Linked DNA regions of Mus musculus: region 1 is linked to region 2. Evidence: chromatin contacts called from ENCODE Hi-C or POLR2A ChIA-PET data. All regions are on one chromosome and are shown on one strand. The core of a region is the stretch at or near the end of the contact, and the rest is flanking DNA. Distances in the headings are between cores, read along the strand shown. Region 1 holds the start of Bzw1 (basic leucine zipper and W2 domains 1). Region 2 overlaps Aox2 (aldehyde oxidase 2).

Evidence for each region. A loop is a pair of places that touch in the nucleus more often than their neighbours do. ChIA-PET counts read pairs that join two places held with the same protein, here RNA polymerase II (POLR2A).
Region 1: POLR2A ChIA-PET joins it to region 2 with 48 read pairs in Patski. The contact joins the promoter of Bzw1 here to the enhancer-like site in region 2. A Hi-C loop is called at or near these places in 4 of 37 maps with a recorded cell type or tissue (gastrocnemius and mouse trophoblast stem cell). POLR2A ChIA-PET finds 5 or more read pairs at or near these places in 5 of 5 experiments (Patski and embryonic stem cell).

The regions. Positions count from the first base shown.
Region 1 is chr1:58,390,940-58,396,885 of GRCm38, forward strand. It overlaps Bzw1 (basic leucine zipper and W2 domains 1), which reads left to right and starts at 1,959. Exons shown (of 12, transcript NM_025824.4): 1 at 1,959-2,277; 2 at 3,263-3,336. The coding sequence starts at 3,273. It overlaps Gm39644 (a long non-coding RNA gene), which reads right to left and starts at 1,604. Exons shown (of 3, transcript XR_003947828.1): 1 at 1,517-1,604.
Region 2 is chr1:58,354,335-58,360,526 of GRCm38, forward strand. Aox2 (aldehyde oxidase 2) reads left to right here. Exons shown (of 36, transcript NM_001008419.2): 33 at 1-164; 34 at 4,584-4,751. Among named protein-coding and RNA genes, the nearest start is that of Gm39644, 35 kb to the right of the region's middle. Within about 2 kb of position 4,769, at least 1 of the 3 ENCODE cell types and tissues checked has a DNase peak (open chromatin) inside an H3K27ac peak, as active enhancers do.

The DNA of each region.
Region 1 (5,946 bases), core at 709-3,208, 34 kb after region 2:
CCACGGCTGGAGCTTGAGTGTATGGCTTGTATGGCTAGTTACCTTGCTCCACAGACCCTTCCTTCATTTCCCATGTGCTGATTACAGGTGGGCTGCCATAAACACTTAGCTTTTATGTGGTATTTGAGAATTAGAACTTGAGTCCTCATACTGTGTTGCAAACATTTTACATAGAGTCATCTCCCAAGCCGAGTTTTAAGGTCCTGACTCCTTATTGGATGTGATAAAGCCACCAATGGTATAAGAAGGTGGAAAGCAGTGTTCCTGTGGTTTTTCATGAAAACCCAGGAACTCAGACACTGATGAGAAGGGCCTGAGTTACATTTAGAAAGATCACCCTGGAAATGTAAAGAAAGACACAGTGCAACAAGGAAGGCTCATTTAGTCACGGGAACAGAAATCCCAATTAACTGGGCTTGGTGACTGATGTCTCTAATGCCAGTACCTGGAAAGCTGATACAGGAGGATTGCCAGGTCAAGGCCAGCCTGGGCTACTTAGCAAGACCCTGTCTCAAAAATACAAAGGCAGGGTGTAAATCAGGACTGTACTGGAGAGGAGACCGAATTGGGAAATGTGGCCAATGCGGAGGGAAGCTTTATGAGTAACGGGTTTGGCTATTCACCGTTTTTTGTGTCTCTAGCTCAGCTCAGTGTGTGACCTGGCAGTTTATTATATTGGTGGACCAGGCCGCTGGGGGGCCGTTCACTGGCAAGTTAACTGACCTATATGCCTTCTTTTCCCAACAAGACTAACAAGTGTCAAAGTCATAGGGCAGTTTCAAGGACTCAACGCAGTTAAGTGCTTAGGAGAATGTCTGCTACACACATACTACACAAACATGGCTTTTTAATTAGTGAAATACTGTACCCTTAACACATCAGAAACAAACATAACGTGGGGGACGTGGTAGTCTATCATGCAGAGTATGAAATAAGACTTCCAAGAGAAATGCCAACGGACTCAGGGTTAGAGGATAAAGGTAGGGGAACTTAGAGCCCTGATTCCCATCATTTCCCACTATGCTCCACGGCCTGGCCTTCCTAGGTCCCACCAAAGTTCAGTCCTATGGGCCACCAGTACCTCCAAGAAGTTAGGCTGTTGCTGCTAGGCTATTTTCCCACCGCTGCTCCTTCAGCGCTCCGACCTACCAACTTGAACGGAAAAGAATTGACAGCCAAGATCCAACAAACAGCGGCTTAAAGCCTTAGAGGCAAATCCGAAACTCCAAATACAGTATATGTTAAATGCCAGTGAACAGAAGTGCCTTCCATGTACGAGTAAGAAAGATTAAAGGTTTGAGTACAGGGACGGTGGATGTCAGAAATACCCCTGGCTCTCCTAGAATTCACTCTGTAGACCAGGCTGGCCTCGATCTGGAACACGCGAGAGAGAGAGAGAGAGAGAGAGAGAGAGAGAGAGAGAGAGCGAGAGCGAGAGCGAGAAGTTGGTACATGGAAAGGGATTTTAAGGACAAATCCCGGTGTTTGGGGGATGGCGGATGAAAAGGGCACAAACCGGATGCGGGCAGTTTTATCTGTTGTCCCGGAGAATACACCTTCTGAAGGTCCTTATCTCGGGAGACTTTGTGATAAAGGCACATTCTTGAGTCCTGCACCAGAAGCAATTATAAACCCTGCGGGTGGGGGCCTCGCAATCTGGTTTTAACAAATTCCCAGTCCACCGCAGTCAGGGGACGAGCACCCCTTGCAAGGCGTGGTGACAGGCCGAGGTCAGACTTGCCCTCAGCACACCGCATCGCAGAGCAGGGAGGCCGGGCTGCAGTCCTCACCCAGGCAGAACCCTACAGACGCCCCGGCCTCTGCGCCCGCCGCCCAGCATTCCCCCTACCCCCGGGCTCCAGCTTCCGGAGGAGGGGTCTGGGCTGGACCGGGACGGACTGGTCCAACTCGCGGCCGTTGAGGGGCCGCTTCCCACTCCCATCCCCGCCCGGAGAGGGGGAGGCCGGCCGCTGCGGCGGAGGAAGGGGGACGGGCTACCCTGGTACAAGAGTCAGGGCAGCCTGGGGCTTTAGGGTGGGACAGAGACGCCTACCACCGCGGTGTTAGCCGGTGCCCCCGAGCTGCAACCCCGCGGCCTTCGGCAGGGGGGAGTGCGAACTGGCGCAGGGTAGAAATCTCGCGATAGCAGGCCTCCGGGGCGGGGGTGGCGCCTCTTCCTCCCCTCCTGCTCGCGTTAGTTCCGGTCGCAGAGGAGACAGCGCCGCAGTTGCCGCCAGCTCGGGGATTTCTGGCTCTTTTCTCTTCGCCTTAAATTCGGTGAGGCGAGCGCGGCGCAGCGCCGGGGAAGAGCGGCGCGCCGTGGCCCGGAGGAGGAGGAGGGTGGCGGCGCGGTTCGGAGGGGCCGGCGGGACCCGGGGCCTGGATCCGTGGCCCGGGCCGCCGCTCTGGAGGGCGGGCGAGGCCGCGGGGCGCCGGGGTGGCGGCGCGCCCCCGTGTGCGCCCCGGCCGGCCTGGGTAACAAAGCCGCCGCGGCCTCTGTTGGGTGATGTACGCGTGGGGAGTTCGGCGGGCGGGGCGCAGCCGCCGCCACCACCGCCGCGGCCGCCGCCTCCGCCGCTGCTTTCGCGGGAGGGCGGGCGGATGTACGGGGCGGCGGGGGCCCCGGCGCGCAGCGCCTCGGCGCCTGTGGTCCGCTCGGCGCGGCGGCCACCACCGCAGGCGACAGGGTCGGTGGAGAAGGGCCTGCGGCGCTCCGGGGCCCGCCGCCCGAGCCCCGAGAGGCGGGAGGCACGGGAAAGGGTGTGGATGTGGAGACACGTGCCCGGGGAGGAGGAGGCGGCTGGGGCTGTAGCGTTTGCGGCCAGCTCTCAGTTTTGCATCTTGGAAGGGTGCAAGCGGGCTCTGCGGCTCTCGGCGCCACTTTGGAATGAGGGCAGCGCTGATGCGGTTCAGGGCCTTTGACAGATAGCTCGTGACCGCGACAGTCCTCTAAGTTCGGGTTACTTAGAAAAAGTGGGAGATGCAAAGAACGGTGTAGGAGAGACTGAGTAGTTAGGTTTGTGGTAGGCCATTTGCCACCAGACAGGGTGATAGTAAAATGCTTTATCAAGGTGTAGTTCCAGCACTTACATCAAGGGGTTCCTGGAGAGGGAAACTTACCTGCACCCTCTCTATTGCCTGTTAACTGAAAGCGTCTTGGGCTTGCTTTAATTGTAATTTTGATTTAAGGTTTGATACTTGGTTTAAGAAGTTAATATTACTGGCACGGGTGTTTTTAAGGCCTTCTTTCTCCTTTTTCTAGGGTGTCTTTTATGAATAATCAAAAGCAGCAAAAACCAACGCTATCAGGCCAGCGTTTTAAAACCAGAAAAAGAGGTAACTATTTATTTGTAACTCACCCTCAAGCTTTCAGACATATCTTGGTTTCTCTCACAGTCAGGTAGCTGCATGTTACTAACCCGAAAATAATAGAAACTTGATTTTCTCTTTAACTTCTATTTCAGATTAACTGCTCCCTTAGTGTTTCTCTGCTTTCTCAAATTTCTTTCTTTCTTTTCTTTTCTTTTCTTTTTTTTTTTTTAGTGGCTAAAACCTGTGACTTTAAGCTCATAGTTTAAAGAAGAATTTGAACAAAGAGGGCTAATAGAAGGGGGGGGGCACTCCTAAAGTCCCTGATTTCACCTAGACTTTGTGGAGATATGTGAAAGTGACTCATTTATAGAGTGTCTCACATGGCATAGGTCTGGGAAAAGAGTGTGGGTAGAAATCAGATTTCAACTTAAAGAATTATAGAATGAGATTCACATTAATTTTTTTTTTTTTTAAGGTTTAGCAGAGTCTTAGATTGTAGCTCAGGATGGCCTCCAAATGCTAGGATTAAAGGCCTGAGCTCCTGGCAATCTGGGGATTGAATCTAGTACTCCTATCAGAGGCTCGCAGATCTCCTCTGAGTTTCAGGATAGCCAGGACTACACAAAGAAACCCTGTCTTTAAAAAACCAACACCAACAAAAGTTTTTTGTTTTTTTTTCGAGATTCTCTGTATAGCCCTGGATGTCCTGGAACTCACTTTGTAGACCAGGCTGTCCTTGAACTCAGAAATGAATTCTGCCTGCTTCTGCATCCCAAGTGCTGGGATTAAAGGTGTGCACTGCCACCACCACCCAGCAACAAAAAAAAGTTTAAATGGTATTCTTTGAAAACTGGCATTGGCCGGGCATGGTGGCATACATCTTTAATTCTTGCAGTTGGAGAGGCCAGTAAATAGAGGTCTAGTTAGTGAATTCCAGGCCAGCTAGGGCTACATAGGGCTGCTTCAAAAAGATGAAGCACACATTAACCTGTTGAGTAGTTTTGAGGAAATGGAGAATGGGCTAACTACTGGTTTTAAGGTTGTTTCTGGTTTTCTACCTTTCATAGAAAGTTTGACACAGATGACAGCATCTTTGTATATTCTCCATAGTCTGTCCCCCGGTTGTGTATTCCAGCCTTTGGTAGGTATAGTTTTAGCCAATAGATTTTCTTAAACTAAAGCAGTTTATCAATAATGAAGGAAATTGGGGCTGGAGAGATGGCTCAGCCAGTTAAGGGCACTGACTGTTCTTCCAGGTGTTCTGAGTTCAAATCCCAGTAATCACATGGTGACTTACAACCGTCCATGAGATCTGACGCCCCCTCCTGGTGTATCTCAAGTCAGCTACAGTGTACTTACATATAATAAATAAATCTTTAAAAGAAAATAAGGAAACTATTCTCTGAGTTTGTAGATTCCTAGCACTATCTTGATAAAATTGTATAACTTTTATTCTTAGCATCTGGGAGATATCACTTAAATCCAGATAAAGTGGTGTGGCATCCGCCTGTAATCCAGCACTCATACTACAGAGGCAGAAGAGTTGCCAATGTTAACTGGACCATCCTAGGATGCAAAAACCAGTCTTTGAGTGCCTCCCCCAATAACAAAAAAAGGGGGGGGGCTTATGGCCTGGTTCTAGGGATAATCATCCAGGGTTGCCTGGAGCTAAGGGGGTTTTAAAGACAGGACTTTCAGTAAAACCAAGAGAATCTTGGAAACATTTTCACTCTCATGCTGTATAAAATCAGGAATTGTCTAGTCTCAGCTGAAAAATGTGAAAACTCAGATATCATGAGTTGCCCTAAATTGGCAAGTTGGAAAGCTGGGGTGCACGGCAGTGGCTGAGTACTGCTTGGTGTGTGTGTGCCCTGGGTTCATCTCTAACCACCAGGAAAGAAGCACCTGCCTGGGGCATGTGACAGGTCTTAATTCAGTAGAGGCTAAGTGCTTTCTGCTTCGCATTATTTAATACTCAGAAACTTTTTGGGATAGATGTTAGTTTGAAAGGGAATATTGAAAATGGCTGGTTTCTGCCTTGCTGCCCATGTAGATGATCTGGGTTGATTCCTAGCACCCATATCAGTCAGCTCCCATCTTCTTGTAACTTAAGTTCCAGGGGATAACAGTGCCCTCTTCTGGTTTCCTCAGGCTCTAGGCATAGGCATGTTTACTATTTAAAAAAGAAAGTGGCTAGTTGCACAAACACAGGATATAATAGAAATCATGATTTCAGCTGGGTGGGTTTTGGTTGTTTTGAAACAAGGTGTCTAGATAACCCTGACTGTCCTGGAACTAAATATGTAGGCTAGGCTGGGCTGAAGCTCACAGATCCTCCTATTTCTGCCTCCTGAGTGCTAGGATTAAAGGAAAAGCTACTGTTAACGGGCACATAAAAGAGGAAAGAGCCCCTAAAACTTTGAGTAGTGTGGCAATAGCTAGAGAGCAAAAACTTGTCTCAAAAACAAATAGATCTGGGTAGTGGTGTCACACACCTTTAATCCCAGCACCCAGGAGGCAAAGGCAGGGGGATCTCTGAGTTCAAGGCTGGCCTGGTCCACATAGTGAGTTCTAGAACTCTGTCTGGGAAAAACAAAAGAAAGAAGAAAAAAACAGGGCTTGGGGGTATTATAG
Region 2 (6,192 bases), core at 3,519-6,018:
TGGGCCTTTATACCACCGAGGAGCTACTCTACTCTCCAGAGGGCGTCCTGTACTCTCGGAGCCCGGACAAGTACAAAATCCCAACTGTCACTGATGTCCCAGAGCAGTTTAACGTGTCCTTGCTGCCGTCCTCTCAGACCCCGCTCACCCTCTATTCGTCAAAGGTAAGAAAGTGAACCAGCCGGCCCATGTGCAGCAGCCTAGGAGCATGGCCAGAGCAAGCCACCAGACAAAACAAAGACTGATGCTCATGGTTATCTGGACCAGGCCCCTTGGAGACCACCTGCCTAAAAAAACCTGGGGTCAAGGAAAGAGAAATCCCTCCGGGGAAAAACCCTGGATCCTCATTTCATTAACACCTTCACTGACTAAAAGTTATAGAGCAGCTTGGGCTTCTTGGGAGAGGAACACTTTTTATTTAAAACGTTATCTATGTCTTTCTTTTCTTTTTTCTTTTTCTTTTTCCTTTTTTTTTTTCTTTTTGAGGGAAGTGGGGTTTTTTGTTTTTTTGAGACAGTTTTTCTCTGTGTAACCCTAGCTGTCTTAGAACTTGCTCTGTAGACCAGGCTGGCCTCGAACTCATAGAGATCCACCACCAGCCTCTGCCTCCAAGTGCTGGGATTAAGGCTTGTGCCATAACTGCCCAGCTGTCTGTTTCATTTTTAGTTTTTTGAGATGGATCTTAGGGAGACCAGAATGACTTCAAACTCAAACTCTTAATCCTCCAGCCTCCACCTCCCAAGGGCTGGGATGACAAGTGTGTGCCACCATGCCCAGCTCTCATCTAAGATCTGAGAAGACGTCAGGGTCTAGAGAAATGGCCCCAGCTCCAGCAGTAAGGAACTTGCCTTGAAAGCACGAGAGTGTCAGCTCGATCACTAGAACTCACATAAAAATTCTGTGTGTTGTACTCTTGTAACCCCAAGACTCGGGAGGCAGAGACAGGAGGATCTCTGGGGCTCTCAGGCCAGTTGGTCTAAATTAATTGGTGAGCTCAAGGCCAGGGACAGACTACCTCAAAGGAAGTAGAGAGCATTTCCAAGGATAGTAATTTGAGGATGCCCTCACTGCATACATCACACCTGTGCACAAGCACACACACACACACAAAGGACTGGGCAGACGAAGAAGGCAACATTGAGCTGGGTATGGTAGCTTGAACCAATAACCCCAACAGAGGGTAGGCTAAAACCTGCCAGGGCTATTTAGAGTTCCAGAGCAGCACAAGTTAGCCATGTCTCAAAAAACAAAACAAAACAAAACAAAACAAAACAAAACAAAACAAAAAACAAAACCAAAAGAATAAATGAACTTGAAGATATGATACCATTGAAACTGTAGATATCAGTGGACTGGAGGCCTGGGTTCCTACCCCAGCCCACCATCCTCCTTTGCTCTTAGGTAAATTGCCCACCTCCGAGGGACTCTTCAGTCAAGCCCAGAAATCAATCTAGAACAGCTCTTACCAACTGTGGTGAGAATATCCTACTCCCTACCAAGACAGACAGGCAGGCAGGCAGGCAGGCACACATACATACACACGCATACTCGCCAGGACACACACACGCGCACACGCACACACACACACACACACACACACACACACACACACACATGAAACTGATAATATCCAGATGCATTTCTGGCTGACACAATTTAAAGGATTTTAAGGCAATGCTCAGAGGCCAAGGGTATGGCTAAACAGCTTCAGTATGCAAGGCAGCTCCTACAATAAATGATCATGTGACTTAAAATGTCGATAGTGTCAGGAAGCAAAGACACTAGACAACCTTTAATAACTAAAGGAAAGGAAGAGCAAATTAAAATAAAGGTCAACTTTGTTTGCCTTGCTTTACGTAGATCATGACAAAATTCAGATAAAACCTCACCAAGGAGTGAGGTATAAAGTCTCCCTTAAGCTGGGCAGTGGTGGGCAGTGGTGGCACACACCTTTAATCCCAGCACTTGGGAGGCAGAGGCAGGCGGATTTCTGAGTTCTAGCCCAGCCTGGACTACAGAGTGAGTTCCAGGGCAGCCAGAGTGAGTTCCAGGACAGCCTGGGCTACACAGAGAAACCTTGTCTGAAACAAACAAACAAACAAAAAGTCTTCCTTAAAAATCTTTGGGGAGAGCCTGCAGAGATGACTCAGGGGGTTAAGAGCACTGGCTGCTCTTCCAGAGGTCATGAGTTCAATTCCCAACAACCACATGGTGGCTCACGACCATCTGTAATTGGATTCAATGCCCTCTTCACATAAAATAAATAAATAAATCTTAAAAAAAAATTCTTTGGAGAAACTTCTAGATAGGAGTTGTTACATCTCAAACCCTGACAAATGACTAACATTTAACATACCAAAGTAGACCCGGCTGCCAGGTTCTCCCAGCATCCCTCAGTATTAAAAGATATGGCTGGCATACCTTAAATTTCTCTAGCCCAGGGCCTGGTCTGCCCTTCCTATATAATACAACCATTTTGGTTACCAGCCCCTTTTGGTCTACCCTCTACCCCTGTGGCCTATTGGTCACCTGGCCCTCTCTCTTCTGTCTCACATGGCCTGGTCATGTTCACTCTGGACTCTCCCAGATATCTGCCTTTGCTCACCCTTTCTCTACCTTTTCCTAGGAACAGTCACATCTTTTTTTCTTACTTACTTTTATTCTCCATTCAGGAATAAATTGATTTTCTTTTCTGAAACAAGAAAAATATATCTGCTGGAATTCCATCATTTCCAAACTGAATTCCCCTTCAGCCTAGGTATCGCCTCTGGACTTGGGTTGGCGAAGCCATCACAGACTCAGAGGGAGGGGCACCAACAGGTCCTTCTGACTCTGGCTGGTCTAGAAGCCATCTGAGGGGGGAAGGCCAGAGGCAGCCCAGAGCCTACAGAGAACAGCTTCAGGTTAAGAGTACCCAGGCAGTGCACCCAGCATGGTAGGCATGCCGGTAATCCCAATACTCAATAGGTAGATGGAGAAGGAACATGAATTAATGCCAGCCTAGGCTACAAAGCAAGATCTCTCTGGAAAACACACAAGGACCAAGAAGGACATGGTGATGAGTGAGTGCCTATGGTACTGGGGAGGTAAAAGCAGGAAGATATGTGGATATTCAAAGCCAGCCTGGTCGACTCCATGGTGCATTTTACAGTCCAGGTTCCACAGTAAGACCTTGTCTCGGAAACCAAAAAATGAAAACAAAGATTGGGGATAAAAGTCAGCAAGAAAATGCTTGCTTAGTGTGCACACAGCCCCTGGTTCAATTCCCACCACCACCAAAAACAAAACAAAAACCACAAATACAGAAACTTTTCTGAAAAAGAAGACGGCTCTGGTTATTTTGGGTGCGTTCATGGAAGGTAACAATTATCAGAAGCAAAGAATGGCTGTCCCCTCAGACAGACCGTGGAGGGGGTCTCTGTCTCTCCACAGAACCCAGTTCTCCTCTCCTTATTGTCCTTCACCTGCCCGCATGGCCCTCGAATTCCTGCCTGTTGCCTACACGTGAAGGTCTGTCATCGCCCAAGTCTTCCTCTCCTACACTACTGTACTATAGTATAGTATACACTACTGTACTATAGGTTAGTATATACTACTGTACTGTAGTAGAGTATACACTACTGTACTATGGGTTAGTATATACTACTGTACTATAGTATATTATACACTACTGTACTATGGGTTAGTATATACTACTGTACTATAGTATAGTATACACTACTGTACTTGTTAGTATGTTATCCGCTAACACAAGCCAGGGTCCTCTGGGAAGAGGAACTTCAACTGAGAGAATGTTTCTATCAGACTGGCTGGTAGGTGAGTTTGTGGGGGCATTTTCTTGACTCAGGATTTGATGGGGGGTGGGGGAGCCACTGTGGTCAGTCCCACCCTGGGCAAGTGGTCCTGGGTTCTATAAGAAAGCAGGCTGTGCAAGCCAGTAAGCAGCATCCCTCGATGGCCTCTGCATTGGTTTCTGCTTTGAGCTCCTGCCCTGACTCTTCTTCATAATCAGGATCTGTAAGCCAAATAAGCTCTTCCCAAATGGCTGGTGATTCTGTTGTTTCCCCCCAACAATGAAAAGCTCAGGCAAGTATGCTGCTTCCCTTAGCCCCAGGGGCATAATGAGGAACTATTTCCCCCTCTGCTTATGAAGCTGGCAAGGTCAATCCATTGACTGTTCTAATAATGGTGCCCTTCTCTTACCCCACAGAAACACATGGACTGCACGTACATGTAAGCAAGTGTGCATCCCTTCCCATAGAACAAATACTTAACCCAGACAGAACTGAAGATGTAGAAAGTTCCCATTTAAGAAGTGATTTATAAAGCCAGGCGGTGGTGGCGCCTTTAATCCCAGCACTTGGGAGGCAGAGGCAGGCGGATACAGTGCTGAACAAGATGACGCCCTGTCCCAAAGTAGCTTGTTGTCTACTATAGAAGCTTTTAAAACAAATGCACTGTAGAGGCAGGTGACCTCTGTGAATTCATTCTGATCTACATAGTGAGTTTCAGACCAGCCAGAGCCACAAAGTGAGACCCTGTCTCAAAAGGCCAATAAAATAGACAAATGTGTTTTCTTGCAGGGCCTCGGGGAGTCTGGGATGTTCCTAGGGTCATCTGTGTTTTTTGCCATTGTTGATGCGGTGGCTGCGGCACGGAGACAAAGAGACATAGCGGAGGACTTCACAGTGAAGAGCCCAGCAACCCCAGAGTGGGTGCGGATGGCCTGTGCAGATCGGTTCACGGACATGGTAGGGAGCTGCTCTGTTCCTGCAAGCTCACTGCAACTTCCTGCTCCCTTGGCTTCTGTGTCAGTTTGTGACCTAACCTGTGTCTAATCAAGCTATAAAGTGATAGGGCGTGGTAGTAAATGCTTGCAATCCTGGCAGCTGGGAGACTGAGGCTGAATTGTCCTGTAGTGGCTCAGACATTCATCCTAGTCTCCTGAACACAGCAATGAGGACAGTCATCTGCCTCCAACCAGTGCCTCCTCCACGGACAGAGGCAGGAACCAGACACCTCTCAACTCAGGGCTCCTGCATAGCACTCTCCTGGTCTTGCTCATCACAGGGCCACTGTAAGATCACCTTGTCTCTTACTCAAAAGCTTAAGCACATGTGACCTTCAAAACAGTGCTCTGGGTCCCATTTTACAGGGTAGGCATCCTTTTCTGGAGTGGACGCAGAGCAAGGAAAGTAAACGCACGTAATAAAGAGCGCCTCGGAAATTTCACTGCTCATCCGAGCCTCCTTCTCAGCCTCCTCACAGCCTGACTGCTGGAAAATGGCCTCCTGCATTTCCCCAGATTCAGACTGTTTTTAGCCAGCGCGTTGTTTGGCAGAGCTGTCACATACAGTGGGAAGGAGTGACTCACTTAGCTCTTACTCACAGTTCAGGCCAGGCGGCTGGGCTCCGAGGCACATGGGGTGAGACAGCATTTTCTGCCAAGTCTGATAGTTCCTTGCTGAGACCTTGTCAATACACCCTGGTGGACACCAGTTGTCTACTAACTATGCAATGCCCATCAATCAGACACTTTTCTCAATGTGAAAGTAGTCTCAAACTTTCTAAAATATTCATCAATGGCTCCTAGATATCGCTTCATAGTAGGGCCTATATTTAATATTGTAAGGCTCATTTTAATAGTGTTTTACATTTTGTCTTTATAAAAGTAACACATGCTATGCTTGATGGAGCACTTGAGGGGAAGGGTGGATAGGCTTGTCAGTTCAAGGCCAGCCTGGTCTACACAGTGGTTCCCAGAATAGCCTGGTCTACATAATAAGACACTGTATAAGAAAGAGAGAAAGAAAGAAAGAAAGAAAGAAAGAAAGAAAGAAAGAAAGAAAGAAAGAAAGAAAGAAAGAAAGGGGAGAAAGAAAGAAAGAAAGAAAGAAAGAAAGAAAGAAAGAAAGAAAGAAAGAAAGAAAGAAAGAAAGAAAGAAAGAAAGAAAGGGGAGAAAGAAAGAAAGAAAGAAAGAAAGGGGAGAAAGAAAGAAAGAGAGAGAAAGACATGTCCACTTTAGAAAAAGAGTAAGATGGAACTTGAAATCAACCATAATCCTTTCAACCAGAAATGACTGTTTGTTGTGAGAATGTGCATGTGTGTTTGGTACATGTGTGCGTGCTCTTGTGTGTATACTTGTGTTCATGTGTGTTTGAGTGTAGAAGCCAGGCCTGATACTGACACTG